3 separate regions of the Homo sapiens genome follow, and all the other regions are linked to region 2. The links are chromatin contacts, found by Hi-C or POLR2A ChIA-PET in ENCODE. All regions are on one chromosome and are shown on one strand. The core of a region is the stretch at or near the end of the contact, and the rest is flanking DNA. Distances in the headings are between cores, read along the strand shown. Region 1 overlaps PRKCQ (protein kinase C theta). Region 2 overlaps PRKCQ (protein kinase C theta). Region 3 overlaps PRKCQ (protein kinase C theta).

The links. A loop is a pair of places that touch in the nucleus more often than their neighbours do. ChIA-PET counts read pairs that join two places held with the same protein, here RNA polymerase II (POLR2A). Pooled maps may share reads with other maps.
Region 1: a map of GM18951 shows a loop between it and region 2 (2.4-fold over the local background). The contact joins two enhancer-like sites. A Hi-C loop is called at or near these places in 3 of 168 maps with a recorded cell type or tissue (Calu3, GM18951 and naive thymus-derived CD4-positive, alpha-beta T cell), 7 of 37 single-sample maps with no recorded cell type and 10 of 50 pooled maps. POLR2A ChIA-PET finds 5 or more read pairs at or near these places in 4 of 52 experiments (GM12878, T-cell, activated T-cell and 1 more).
Region 3: a loop to region 2 is called in a pooled map, with 2.3 times the contacts of the local background. The contact joins two enhancer-like sites. A Hi-C loop is called at or near these places in 7 of 37 single-sample maps with no recorded cell type and 10 of 50 pooled maps. POLR2A ChIA-PET finds 5 or more read pairs at or near these places in 3 of 52 experiments (GM12878, activated T-cell and activated naive CD4-positive, alpha-beta T cell).

The regions. Positions count from the first base shown.
Region 1 is chr10:6,555,284-6,560,374 of GRCh38, reverse strand. The region is part of intron 1 of PRKCQ (protein kinase C theta); the gene reads left to right. Among named protein-coding and RNA genes, the nearest start is that of PRKCQ, 22 kb to the left of the region's middle. Within about 2 kb of position 1,439, at least 5 of the 41 ENCODE cell types and tissues checked have a DNase peak (open chromatin) inside an H3K27ac peak, as active enhancers do.
Region 2 is chr10:6,444,209-6,449,257 of GRCh38, reverse strand. All of the region lies in intron 15 of PRKCQ (protein kinase C theta), which reads left to right. Among named protein-coding and RNA genes, the nearest start is that of LINC02656, 96 kb to the right of the region's middle. Within about 2 kb of position 3,402, at least 3 of the 41 ENCODE cell types and tissues checked have a DNase peak (open chromatin) inside an H3K27ac peak, as active enhancers do.
Region 3 is chr10:6,529,088-6,534,088 of GRCh38, reverse strand. All of the region lies in intron 1 of PRKCQ (protein kinase C theta), which reads left to right. Among named protein-coding and RNA genes, the nearest start is that of PRKCQ, 49 kb to the left of the region's middle. Within about 2 kb of position 3,733, at least 4 of the 41 ENCODE cell types and tissues checked have a DNase peak (open chromatin) inside an H3K27ac peak, as active enhancers do.

The sequences.
Region 1 (5,091 bases), core at 190-2,689, 110 kb before region 2:
CCAGTAGGCTTCCCAGCAAATCAAGGATGACTGCCTGTAGCACGCCGCTCCTCACCTAGTCTCAAAATACTCCAGAAAGTTCTCCCTACACCTTATTCTATCCAGCACCTGAAATGCTGTCAGCTAGGATCTTAGGGGACACAGATCCTCTTAAAAATGCAAGCACTGCTGAGATTCCCTTCACCCATTAGGGTGGCTTAGGCAGTAACAAAGAGAAAATGGATATTTTCAAGGAGAAGGGGAAAGCTGGGTTTTATTCAGTCACTAAATGTTGACTGATCAAACACCTAACATGTCAGGGCTTTTTCTGGGCGTTTAAAATACAGGGGAGAAGAGAAGGAGAAAGGTACTGACCCTCGTCAAGCCTATGCCTACTTTTTTTTGGAGTAGAAAGACAATAGCTAAGTAAATAACACACAAATAAGGTAAAGTCAGGCACCTCAAATACAGTGACTTGACCACTACACATTCTGTGTACGTAACGAAATACCACATGTGCCCCATAAATATGCAAAATATGATGTATCAATAAAAACAAACACACACACACAAAACTCAAAGAACAATAAAACAAAGACGGTGAAGAGGTAAAGAGAATTTCTAGAACCTGGCCTGTTTTTAGATTATTAAATGTTTCCTTTTTTGATGGAGAGTGAAGAAAAATATCTGATATTGTACTTGCTGCCACAAAATCATGGTTAACAGAAAAAGATACAGGCCAGGCACGGTGGCTCACACCTGTAATCTCAGCACTTTGGGAGGCCGAGGCAGGCAGATCACCTGAGGTCAGGAGTTCGAGACCATCCTGGCCAACTTGGCGAAATCCCATCTCTACTAAAAATATAAAAATTAGCTGGGTGTGGTGGTGGATGCCTGTAGTCCCAGCTACTCAGGAGGCTGAGGCAGGAGAATCTCTTGAACCCAGGAGGTGGAAATTGCAGTGAGCCGAAACTGCCACTGCACTCCAGCCTGGGTGGCAGAGCGAGACTATCTCAAAAGAAAAAAAATTACAAAGGAGTCACTAGATGATCTAGAAAAAGGCATGTCCCTCCTTCCCTGGCCCAAACAATGCACAGCTCTTATCTGCCCCAGTCCTCAAGGGCTGGGACCAGGGCTCTTTTATTACCCAGAAGTTCCTTTGCCAGTTCTTTTCCTGGCACCTAGTTGGTGACTAATGAATATTTCTTCCTAGTGAGCGTAGTATAAGGTATCTGACTGTGGTCATTTATGTTCCTAATGAGGATACGTAACTTTTCTTTTTAAACCTTAACTTTTTATTGCCTATTGCTGAAATGTTAGCAGATAGGCCAATGAGTAGAAAGAACCCCAAGAATTGCCTGATTAATTCCCACTCATGCAGCCCAGGCCCAAGCTCTCACCTTCTGCCCTGCTTTTAACGGCAGCACATGTCACCGCTGACGGGACCTGCCTCTCTGCGCGTGACCATGCACTTGGGACTCTCTAAATGTCTCACCGGAGAATCAATAGCCCTAGTTCAGCTCTGAATGAAGTTTCTCGTCGCCCCCTTCTCTTACACCCTAAGGATAAAGACTGTCTCTGAGAATTTTCCCCAAATCTTCCTAACATAGAGATAAAAATAGTAAAATAAGAAATTAGACCCCTCAACTTCAACTTTAAAATCTTATTTCTCTTCCTGCATCACGGTGACCACCTCCTCACAAGTGCAAGAATAGATGACGATATTCCAGCATGCTGTGATTCTCCTAAAAACCTGCTGCTCCTAGGGACTCTGTGGAGTGAGTTTCCTGGACCGAAGTCACTTCTCAGATCTTCATGTTACACCCATGATGTTTGCTTGCTAAACCATCAGCTTAAGTTATTTATCCTGTATCTTTTATCTCAGTTTTCTGGTTGCATTTTATCTGTGTCATCTTTACTTTAGTCAAGCTAACGCTGTGGTTTTGCAAATTAAATCAGCTGTGGGTTTCAGTATGTAACTCCTCTTTGTGTTTACTAAGCCTTTTTTAAAAAAAACAAAATAGTACTGTATGTCTGTTTACATCTTTAGTAGTGTGTAAGGGAAGATTGTTTTCTTTAGAGTTCTTTTGAACAATTTCAAGGCTATTCAGAAGGATCCATTTTAAGAAACCAAAACATCTTTTTAAAATGCCTTGTTTAATATATATCTTTAGCCATAATGGAATCCCCTTAAAATTTTGAAGTTGATCTGTAATAAAGAGGTTGTGTGGGTCATGAGTCTGGACTTTATAGTTCAGACAAAGAGAATCTGCTTCATGTTTCAAAGCAAGGAAGAGATTTTTTTAAAAGACAGCTCACATGGCCCGTGTAGGGGTGGAAAAGGCAGCGTGAAAGAGCAAGGGGATAAGTAATTAAACATCTATTGGAATCATGAAATTATTAAGAGAAAATGTCTGAAGTTCCAGAGCTAAAAGACTGAAGAGCAGTGATGAAATGCAACAAAAATAACCAGAAAAATCCATGGGACTTGTTGCGTAGATGGTTGGAGGAGATGAAGATGAAGGAGAACTCAGCTGGTTCCAATATTTCTAGCTTGGAAGACTCAGTAAGTGGTAATTCCATTGATCAAGACAGGACAGAGAGGAGAGGTACAGACACTGGAAAAAGTAGAATTCATGTTTGTTTCAGTTGTGTTTGAGGGGCTGGTGGAACATCACCTGGAAAGGTCCAATATGGAGTTGAATACAGGGGACCGAAGAAAGTGAATGTATAGTTCAAGAAAGATATTCTTTTTGAGGCTACTACTAGGTAGAGGGTCATAGGAGCCATCAAAATAGATGAGATTGACCAGAAATGTTGGTTTAAAAAAAAGGGGGAGGAAAGTCAAAATGTATTCCAAAATAGTTAGGTAAAGAAGTGAAACCAACAGAATAAGCTGAAGAGTGAGCTGAGAGGGAAGGAGAGCAGGAGAGAAGAAGGGAGTCGACAGTGTCCTGTGCAGTGTCAAGGAGGAAGACCAAGAAATTGAATTAAAATACAATTGATAGTACAGAGTTACATTTGGTATAGAGAAAGGTCTCTGGAACAAAAGGAAGAAGGTCTCTGGTTGAGGAGGAAGACCATTTCCAGCCGCAGGGTCTGGAAATGACCAAGTCATCAGCGCTCTTGCAGGGAGCAAGATAGATCCACAGAGTGCTGGCTGGAGGAATCCATATGGCAGAGGGCAGAGAAGCGAATGGAAGGGGAGGAAGCAAAGATGGTTCAGGAAGCTGGTTGGTGAAGGAAGGGAGGTAAGGCCATAGCAGCGGGAGAAGCCACGGCAGAAGTTGTTAGAGGTTGCAAAACCGGAGGGTGTTTATAAGCGGGAGTGGGAGACAGGCAGAAATCACAAGAATGGCAAGGGGTTAAAGAAAAGAACAATTCCAAGAGTGTGTACAGGGTTAGGATCATGTATGCATGAGGCATTCAGGGAAGAACTAGATGGAGACTGGGATAAGTTGAACCAGAGCGAAGGAAGTTGAGCCATTTATGTCTTGCGGCTTCCAGTTTTTCCTTAAAATTAACAAGCTCATCTGCCGAGGTGGAGAAGGCAGAGTCATGGTTTTGGAGACATAAGGGGAACAAGTGTGGGACAGCCCGTTTAGGAAATTGGAAAATAAACAGGCCAGGAATAAGATCAAAAATAAAGCCAAGATTGTTGGCAAATTCAGCAATAAATCAAATGCTTACATAATTCATTGTTTTTTATTGTAGTGAAAATAAACATAAAATTTACAATTTTAACCACTTTAAGTGTAAAGTGCAGTGGCATTAATTAGATTCATGACTGTTTCCAGAACGTTTTCATGACCCAAGCAGAAGCTCTGTACCCAGTAAGCAGTAACTCTCCATTTCCCTCTCCTTTCAGTCCCAGGCCACCCCCTTCTACTCTTTGTCTCTATGAATTTGCCTCTTCCAGGTAGCTCATATTAAGTGTTGCTTTTTTTTTTTTTTTTTTTTTCCCAAGACAGGGTCTTGCTTTGTTGCTCAGGCTGGAGTGCAGTGGTGCAATTACAGCTCACTGTAGCCTCTAACTCCTGGGCTCAAACATTCCTCCCACCTTACCCTCTTGAGTAGCTAGGACTACAAGCGTATGCCACTGCACCCAGCTGGTTTCTTAAATTTTTTGTAGAGATGTGAGTTTTGCTATGTTGCCCAGGCTGGTCTCTAACCCCTGGCCTCAAGTGATCCTCCTATCTCAGCCTCCCAAAGTGCTGGGATTACAGGCATGAGCCCTCATGCTAACCTATTTGTTGCTTTTAAAGCATTAATCATGGGATAAGAAAAAGGAATAAGTTATTCTTCTGCTGTATAACACTCTGTAAATGAAGAGGTCATTCCTAAACCATATCCTGGTTTTGTTGTTGTTGTTGTTTGTTGGTTTTTTGAGGCAGAGTCTCGCTCTGTTACCCAGGCTTCAGTGCAGTGGCACGATCTCAGCTCACTGCAACCTCTGCCTCCCGGTTTCAAGCGATTCTCCTGCATCAGCTTCCCCAGTAGTTGAGATTACAGGCATCCACCACCACCCCAGCTAATTTTTGTTTTTTTAGTAGAGACGTGGTTTTGCCATGTTAGTTAGGCTAGACTTGAACTCCTGATCTCAAGTGATCTGCCCACCTTTGCCTCCCAAAGTTCTGGGATTACAGATGTGAGCTACCGTGCCCACCTGGCCCATACCCTGTTTTTTTTTAAATCCACCATGTGGTATCCATTTATAAAACCTTATTATTAATACAATGCTATGAAATTGATATAATGCTTTACCCTTAAAGTGATTCAAATCAGCTGAAGCTTTGAACCTCTCTAAATCCTACTTTGAATTAAATATTTTCTTTATCATACGCATACACAACAATGAATGTCTTTTTTCCCCCATCCAAATGATAGCACAGAATTGTGAATCTGTTTCTGTTTAGTGTTCTCTTCCAGAGGATTGCATTATTCACTGAATGTCTGTTGTCTGAAATAGAAGTTCCCACAGTAGTTTGTGTACGCATCATTTAGGAAGATAAGTGGTTTTTCCTGTTATGTATACAAATAACCAGTCTGTGTTAATGTCTATTATGGGTGACATGAACAGATCCTTCTCGAGGAGGTTTACATGTGTCACTA
Region 2 (5,049 bases), core at 2,153-4,652:
TTTCAGCTCCATCAGCTCCTTTAAGCACTTCTCTCTATTGCTTATTCTAGTTATACATTCGTCTAAATTTTTTTCAAAGTTTTCAACTTCTTTGCCTTTGGTTTGAATTTCCTCCTGTAGCTCGGAGTAGTTTGATCATCTGAAGCCTTCTTCTCTCAACTCGTCAAAGTCATTCTCCATCCAGCTTTGTTCCGTTGCTGGTGAGGAACTGCGTTCCTTTGGAGGAGGAGAGGCACTCTGCTTTTTAGAGTTTCCAGTTTTTCTGCTCTGTTTTTTCCCCATCTTTGTGGTTTTATCTACTTTTGGTCTTTGATGATGGTGATGTACAGATGGGTTTTTGGTGTGGATGTCCTTTCTGTTTGTTAGTTTTCCTTCTAACAAACAGGACCCTCAGCTGCAGGTCTGTTGGAGTTTGCTAGAGGTCCACTCCAGACCCTGTTTGCCTGGGTATCAGCAGCGGTGTCTGCAGAACTATATTTATTAATACTACAAAAATATCTATGCTTCATCAAAATAATGAGATTAAATGACTTTTTAAAAATCTTGGTTTTGGCCAGGTGCAGTGGCTCACACCTGTAATCCCAGCACTTTGGTAGGCTGAGGCGGGTGGATCATGAGGTCAGGAGATCAAGACCATAGTGGCTAACACGGTGAAACCCCGTCTCTACTAAAATATAAAAAATTAGCTGGGTGTGGTGGCACGTACCTGTAATCCCAGCTGCTCAGGAGGCTGAGGCAGGGCAATTGCCTGAACCCGGGAGGCGGAGGTTGCAGTGAGCCGAGATCGTGCCACTGCACTCCAGCTTGGTGACAGAGTGAGACTCTGACTCAAAAAAAAAAAATTAAGTGCTACCTTCCCTGGCCAGGCCACACTGTGCCTCTCTGCCATTGCACATCCTTGGTCTGTGACCCTCCCCTCAAACAGTCACCTTCTCCCTAAAGTTGCCACCGGCTTTAGGAATCACCTGCTGTTCCCTTCCCTGTGCAACCACAGCACCTCTACATCCACCTGACCAATCCATTGAGCTTCTCCCCATCAGGGACCATGGCTTATCCACTCACAGGCTGGAGCAGCAGCCCTCAGCTCCTTCCTGAATAAACGACCACACAAAGTCAAACACCCTAAAAGTTCATCTCTAAGTGTATACTGAATTCCCCACCTCTGGGCGTCTTTTGTTAAATAACCCTCCCCAGCTTCCCCCTACTCCACCTGGAAAAATCCCACCCCTGGTCGGAGGCTGCCCTCCCACCATCCACTTGGTGAAGTTTTCTTTCACCTCACTCAGTTCCCCATTGCCCCTTTTGCCCTCAAAAACCAAACAAAACTGGAGCTGTGTTCTCCCTCCTCAGTGCCTTAGAGAAATGTTAGCCTCTCTTGTGTGATTCTAAGTCGATGCTGCCCTGCAGGGTCTTTATGAGTGTTCCGCTGCTGTCTCACCTACAAACGTGTCTGTAAGCACCTTCAGGGAGGGGACTCTGTGGCCTGGGGAAGGCCGACTAGGTGAGGCAGAGAATTAAAACACAGGAACACACAACTGCTGGGACAGAGGCCATCTGGCAGGCACCCATCGTTCCTGTGAGGAGAACTCAAATCTCAGAAGCTCATGCATTTCGTAGCAGAGTCAGGAGCTACACATGAAAAACACACCTGTGCTCCCTCAACTGGGGATCGTCTCACTAGGCTGCACCTCCTGAGAGCTAAAGTGCGTCTCAAAAGCCCCACTGTTCCCCCTGTGTTCCTATAATAGGAGCAAAGAGAGGCTGATGTCTCTTTGGAGGTGCAAACTCATTTTGACAAAGAATAGGAAGGCAGTTAAACAGGGAAATATCGTACTTTTTTTTTTTTTTTTTGAGGTGGAGTCTTGCTCTGTTGCCCAGGCTGGAGTGCAGTGGCACAATCATGGCTCGCTGCAACCTCCGCCTCCCAGGTTCAGGCAATTCTCCTGCCTCAGCCTCCCGAGTAGCTGGGACTACAGGCGCGTGCCACCATGCCCGGCTAATTTATGTATTTTTAGTAGAGACAGGGTTTCACCATGTTGGCCAGGATGGTCTCGATCTCTTAACCTCATGATCCGCCCGCCTTGGCCTCCCAAAGTGCTGGGATTACAGGTGTGAGCCACTGCGCCCAGCCGGAAACATCATACTTTCTATGGCACACTAGACACTCAGTAAATCCAGATGGGATTGCAATGCATGGAAGCAGCTCCCTGGAGAAAGTCGGATTTCCCTGGAAACCACACTGGTATTGGCCCCAGGAGGTCACTGACTGCTGGGGCAGCACTCACCCAGTTGCACATCATGGTGGCAGAGCCCCGCCTGTCCAGACCTGACTTCCCAGCTTCTGAGGCTGAAGGAGAACAGATGAGGCTTGCTCTGGCGTCGTTCGGTGAAACCACTGTTCCTCTCTCGCTGCTTTCCCGGGTTTCCTTGTGCATTTTGAGCTGTGCATCTGATTCTTTGGGTCAAAGCAAGGACTGAAAAAGAGCAGAACACAAGAAGAGATCACAATGAGGCAAGGTCCCGGGGCTGAGAGAGAAAGGGGCCACCCTTGCTGGTGTTTCTCCACCACAGTCTCTTTAAAAATTGGGCATGGGCCGGGCATGGTGGCTCATGCCTATAATCCCAGGACTTTGGGAGGCGGAGGTAGGCGGATCACCTGAGGTCAGGAGTTCGAGACCAGCCTGGCCAACATGGTGAAACCCCGTCTCTACTAAAAATACAAAAATTAGCTGGATGTGGTGGCACACACCTGTAATCCCAGCTCCCCAGGAGGCTAAAGTAGGAGAATCGCTTGAACTTGGGAGGCGGAGGTTGCAGTGAGCTGAGATCGCGCCACTGCACTCCAGCCTGGCCAACATAAGCGAGACTCTGTCTCCAAAAAAAAAAAAAAAAAAAAAAAACTGAGCATAGTGTGACCATGACAGCTTGAGGTTTAAAACCAAGAGGCACATTATGCTATGGAAGGAACATCACGTGGTAAAATCCTGAAAGACCAGATTCAGAACATTGCTCTCAGCTCACTAACTAGGAGACTTTAAGTAAGACCTTTGGCCTTTCTAAGCCCAATCATCACCCCCTATAGGAGAGGGATAACTGTGCCTAGCTCAGGGGGGTTCTTATCAATAAAAGACATAACGTCTGCAAAACTCCTAACACATATCAGTATTCCTGAGGCGAACACTCTGCTGCACGTGTGAGTTTGCGTTTTACTTCTTCCTCCTAAGGTAAAACTGAAATTTTTTACCAACATCGCCAAGCTTTGAAGCCTTAATTTGCACCACAGCTGTCTCCTGTCCTTCCAAATTTTCTTTTTGTTTGTCCTGCCAAAACGAAGTTGTTTACAAAGATATGTGGTTCAGAGACGTTTCTGGTTGCTTTGACGCCGCCTTGTGGGCAAGTCTCGGAAATTGCATGTGTCCCTGGCCCAGCAAATTGAGCAAAGATTGTATTAGGTGCATCTTATATTTCCTTATCATTCTCCCTGGGTCTACCTTCAGATGATTCCTTAAGGCAAAGCCTATTTTTTCTAAATTATAAAGTAAACTTTAGCATGTAAATATCGAGGTAAGAGTAGTGGGTAGCATTTTTATATTGGAAATCAGTAACATTGCAAAATTCTGTTTGCAACTTTATTTTCAGAAACGGGGACAAGTGCATCATCAAAGCAGATATTTATCATAACATTTATAGTTGTCCCATAAGACAAATCATCTTGACTTTGCTACTTTTCACTGGATCTCACAAGAAGCTTATAAGAAGCGGGCCAGATATGATTCCCGTTTTTCACAAACAAGAAGGGTGAAAGGGTCCTCCCAAAACTACACAATAAGGGATTAAGCCAGAAGTAGAGCCTGTGACGTTTTACATGGCCAGAAAAACTCTTGTGCTGCTGTTGATATTGTTCTTCTGTTTGTTTAGCAAGTCTGCCTTAGAGAGACTTCACAGCACCCCTGGGCCTCACTTAGCACTGATCTGTCTCCCAGGAGTGGGCCCCGGGGTGGTGGAGGGTCAGGGATGGGGTTGCCGTGCACATCAGTCTGCTCCATCTAAAAAAGCTCACCGACATCAAAACATCTGGCTTTCCTAGAAAATACTGGAATGTCTGGAATTTTTTTTTTTTTTTTTTTTTTTTTTTTGACAGAGTCTTGCTCTGTCACCTAGGCTGGAGTGCAGAGGCGCGATCTTGGCTCACTACAGCCTCCACCTCCCGGGTTCAAGCGATTCTCCTGCCTCAGCCTCCCGAGTAGCTGGGATTACAGGCGTGCGCCACCACACCCAGCTAATTTCTGTGTTTTTAGTAGAGACGGGGTTTCGCCATGTTGGCCAGGCTGGTCTCAAACTCCTGACCTCGGGTGATCCACCCGCCTCAGCCTCCCAAAGGGCTGGGAGAATGGCTGGAATTGTGGTGTCATTTTCTTTTCAAGGCCATCAGTGCTGCAATTCTGCCATTCATTCCAAAGGCCCATTAGAGAAGGAAGAGAAAAATTCCATGTCATACGAGTAGCGCCAACAAAAAAATACCTTCTGCGTGCGTGTGTGTGTGTGTGTGTATTTATGTGTGTCTGTTCACAGATGCACCCAGCTAAGCCCAAACACATTACAAGGTAGAACAGATGTTCATCCCCAAGAGAGTCTGACTGTCTTGCTTTTAAGTTTAGTGCCTCAATCCTATTATTCCTTCTCCATTTTGTTTTGGCTAATAAAGCAACTTGCCCGCAACTCATCCTTGGAGCAGCAGTCATGAATTAACGAAGATTTTTTTTCCCTCTTTTCCATTAAAAAAAATTTTATGTGCCACTATTATGTCCTAGGGTTTTGTTTTTAATTGTGGGAAAATACACGTAACATGAAATTTACCATCTGAACTATTTTTGTGTACAGTTCAGTAATGTTAAAAATAGTGCCAGGTGCGGTTAATCCCAGCACTTTGGAGGCCGAGGTGGGTGGATCACTTGAGGTCAGGAGATCAAGACCAGCCTGATCAACATGTGAAACCCTGTCTCTACCAAAAATACAAAAATTATCTGGGCATGGTGGTATGCACCTGTA
Region 3 (5,001 bases), core at 2,484-4,983, 84 kb before region 2:
AATATTTTGCCACATATTTTGCAATTATGTCTCCCAGCTTTACGTGTATTAATAACACACAAGTTTTATGTAAAATAGTTTGGAAATGTTTACCTTTTTGGGGCTTGTCTGTGGGATCATATCTAAGAAGTCATTCCTAATTCCAAGAGGGCATAATTATTGATCTATGTTACCTAGTACTTTTAGTGGTTTAGCAGTTTTATTTCTGGATGAATATCTTCAATCTGTCTGAATTTAGTATTATATTAGCTTTAATGTAGGTTTTAGCTGGTAGACACAGTCTCATTCATTAAGCAATCTTTCCCTTTCCCGTTGAGTTTAAATACCATCTTCTTTAAACACAAAACTTTTATATGTAATTGGATCTGTTTCTGGACATTCTGTTTTGTTCCGGTAACCTGTCCATCTCTTTTGCTGCCAGAACCACATTATTCCCATTATAATATCTTTATTTTAATACCTATTAGGGCTGGGAGAAGGAAGGATGAAGAGACAGAGGGCATTTTTAGGGCAGTGAAACTTCTGTGTGATCCACTGTAATGGTGGATCCATCTCATTATCCATAGAATGTACAGCGTCAGGAGTGAACCCAGGCCAGGCACAGTGGCTCGTGCCTGTAATCCTAGCACTTTGGGAGGCTGAGGCGGGTGGATCACCTGAGGTCAGGAGTTCAAGACTAGCCTGGCCAACGTGGTGAAACCCCGTCTCCACTAAAATACAAAAATTAGCCAGGCATGATGGTGGGTGCCTGTAATCCCAGCTACTCGGGAGGCTGAGACAGGAGAATCGCTTGAACTCGGGAGATGGTGGTTGCAGTGAGCCGAGATCATGCCACTGCACTCCAGCCTGGGCAGCTGAGCAAGACTCCATCTCAAAAAAATAGAAGAGTGAACCTGAGGTTCACTTATGGACTTTGGGTGATAATAACATGCAAATGTAGACTCATCCCCAGCTCTGGTGGGGGATGTTGATAATGGGAGGAGCTCTGCATCTGTAGGCACAGGGGTTAAGTGGGAATTCTCTGTACCTTCTTATTTTACTGTGAACCTAAAACTGCTCTAAAAAATAAAACCTATTTTTTAAAAAAACAAAATCTAAACATTACTTTTGAAGTCATAGAGCTTAGATTCAGGGGGGAATATGAAAAAAATAGAAAATTAGAATAGATTGCAATTTAGCAAGTATTGCAGTAAAACAGGATCCACAGAATAGTGCTTCTTTAACTCTGTGGTAAAGGGCCAGTGAAGAAATAAATTACCAATATCTCTTAGATTTAGCAGCCTCTTAGTTATTCTCATCTTTGAAAAGCTATTTGTAAACTGTAAAGTGCTCTTGCCTATTAGTTATTTGCCACTAATCTATAATGGACTCCTTTTAAAAATGAAGGTATTCACTCCATCTACCTTCTGCTCTGGAGAATAATGAAATTGCAGTTAAAAAATGCTGTCATGTTCTCTTGAGAGATTGGTGTCTTGTAAGAACAGGCTGAAGTACGTTTCAGACAAGATTGGGTGCAGTCGGGGTGGGATGACTGTAGACTGAAGCACATGTCAAGATTGGGTGCATTCGGGGTGGGATGACTGTAGACTGAAGCACATGTCAAGATTGGGTGCAGTCGGGGTGGGATGACTGTAGACCGAAGCACATTTCAAGCAATGTCTCTTGTCACAAAATAATCTGAATGGCTCAGGACAAATTCACCAAGTAAAGTAGAAGCTTGACATTTGCCAACTATGTATCCCATAACCAAGTACTGTTTTTAAACCATGTTTTTCTTAAAGAAGCTAAGCTTTTAATCTCTTCATATTATATGCATATGATGAATATAGAAAAGCCCCTTTTAAAGTATGAAGAATGAGCATTTCACCCGGCCACTGGCTGATTGAATGCCAGCTACTGCACTGGATGCTGCTACACTGCTCAGAAATCAGTACAAGTCACAAGCATTAAGTCTGATAGGGTCCGACATCTGGCCGATTAAACAATCCTTCGGCATATGTAATATTAATACTCTGTGCATGAGCAAATCCAATCACCTATTCAAATCAGATCCTCACTGAGTGATGCCTGGAAGAGTCAAACACTGGCCCGGCCAAAAGAGGACCGAGGGAGGCGCTGGGAGAACTGGCTCCTAATCCCTTCCTGCTGCTAATTAGGTAGATAGCTTTGATCACTCACCTTAATTTTCTGAGCCTCAGTTCTCTCTTCTGTTACATGAGAGGGCAGACCACGAGATCAATAAGGGCACTTTCAGCTTTCAAAATGAAAAAAACAAAAAAACAAAAAACAGATCCACTAACTGATTTATTTCCTGTCTTATTATAATGGATTCATCCATTTACTTATTCCAAAGATGCTTATTATGAACATCTTACATGGTCAATTCCTGTGCCACGTGTGGTCCCTAAATGAGAAGGGAATATGGGAAAGAGAGAGAGACAGAGTCCCTCAATCTACCTTCTTCCATTCTCTGGGTGGGGCCAGAATTCACTGAACATGAGGAAGTGATGAGAAGTGGTGAGGAATGGGTTGGGGAGATATTCTCGGCATTGCCATTTATTTAGAACAGGGTTTCTCAGCCTCCGCACTATTGGTTTTGGGGGGGTGCTTGGGGGACTAGCCTGTCATCGTAGGTTGTTGAGCTGTATCTCTGACCTCACCCTACTAGATACCAGAAGCACACCCTCCCGCCATTTGTGACAACCAAAAATATCTGTCTCCAGACATTGCCAAATGTTGCTCAGAGGAGCAACATCACCCTCTGAGAACCACTGATTTAGAACCACCAGGCACTGTGCTGGATTCTGAGCAAATAGAAACGAGAAAGCTGCTGGCCTGGCCTGGTGGAGCTGACTCCAGGGCAGCTTTGCGAACTTCAATATGCATCCGTTCCCTGGCGGCCTTGCTAAAGCTCCATCCTCACCCCAGAGCTTCTCACCCAGCAGCTCTGGGTGGGGCTGCAGGATTTGCATTTTTAAAGAGGTCTCAGGGATGCTGATGTTGCTGTTTCTCCAGGACCATCTCTGAGAACATGTGGGCTCCACCCTGCTGACAGGTGAGAGTACAGATGTCCTTTTCTCACATCATAAAACAACTTAATAGTTTTCTGAATTCAGAAATTAGGCCTCCAGTGGATACTCAGCCTACAGTAACTCTGAAACGTCACAGTGAGGAGGAAAAATAGAGAGTCCCGTAAGCTAGAACAATGCCAATGGGTGGTCAGTTTCATATATTCCTTTTGGCTCCTTTCTGAATTAGCAGATGAACGGTCAGTGAAGGGGCTGGCCTAGGAACCTAAGTATTACCTAATTTTAGAGTTTCTGTGGATTCTAAACCCCAAACAACTGCAGCCAAGTTTTTACGACACTTGCATTTGTAAGCTGGCGACGTTTCTGACTGCAACTGGATGTGAGCAATTCACATTGCCCTAAACGCATGCATCTGCCCAGATAGACCCAGCTCTTTCTTTCTGCACTTTCTTTCTCTTCCCCCGGTGCCCTTCCCTAGTCCACCCTGTCCCTCTATTTGCAACAACCCCCCCTGTGACTGTGATAGCCCAGTCCCCCGTTGCCGGGCAGAGCCGGCACATGCGGGCTTCCGTAGAGTATTCTCTATAAAACTGTTAGCTCACTGCGGACTGAGCACTGCTGCTTCCGCTTGCTGTATTGATACTACCAAATACTGTATTTTCTTTGAAAAGTGTCACACGCCCGCGGGAGGAAGTGGGGTGTGGTGTCACAGCAGCATAGGAGGACAGGAGTGTTTTTGCTACTGGTGTACCCAAGGGCGACAGCTCACTTTGCCATTTCTTGCTCTGACTCTGACGCCAAGTTCATGGGAACCAGCCATGTCTCTATTCATGGGATCAAAGGTTAAGAAAGTGGAGCCCAGGCTCTCGAAGGCTCCTTCTCTGACCGCGCCCTAGGAAGGAGAGGTTTGCCCCATACCTACCCCATGATGTGTTGAGAACATGACCCTGTCCCATATGCATATCCAGTGCAGTGCTTTGCAATATAGTAGGCAGATATTCCAAATGCTTCGTGACTAACAGCAAAAAACAAATGTGTGTGTCACTTCATCCCCTTGGCAAGTGGTTCAGAGGTGTTCTGGGCCATGTCTGATGACCCATGAAACAAGTTCCTATGGTATTTTCATGAGGGAGAATTTCTAAGGATGTTTTAGAAAAGTGTGGTGTGATCATCGTAGCCATCTTTTCCACCAAACACTGTCATACGCATTTTCCATGGATTAATTCATTAAATCATCACAACACAGACATAGACCCAATCCTTCATAGACCCTGATGAAGTGGGTCCATTATATACCTTGTTTTGCAGATATGATAATGTAGTCACAGAAAGATTAAGTCACTTGTCCAAGACTGTACAGCTTGGAAACTGATAGAGCTGGCCTATACTCCATGACACCAACATTTACAAACTGCAAGCTCCTTCACATGTTAACTCCTTCCTGGGTCTCTGTGCCTTTTTGAACTCGGCCATGCAAAGGTTCGAGAATGGCAAAGCCTCATGCCCAGGGGCTTCAGATCCCCTTCTCAGTCTAGGTACCCTTTGACCAGAGCACCTGAGTCCCTGGCCCCAACTTGACGCCCCTGTTTTGGGTGGTGTGCTCTTCCTCACTGAGCACCTACATGACAGGAAGAAATGTCAGGAGGACTGCAAGGGATCCAGCATCTCAGTTAGAGCTGCTGGGTCACAAGATGGTAGAGTCAGAGAGAAGGTTGTCTTTTCAGAGTAAATTTTGACACAAGAAGCAGAGTCCTACATTTCCATTTACTCCTACAGAAGGCAGCATCTTTGTGTCTAGTAAGTGATTATCCTAACCATGGTTAGAAAATGATGCCAGGGAGGCTGAGTTCCTCCCAACTTTATCTGATGAAGTTAGCTTCTTTCTAGACTTTGTCCATAGAAATCCTCATTGATCCCAATCAGCCACTTCTAAAGGCATGAATGGCAGAAGCTTGGAGGGAATTGCACAGGC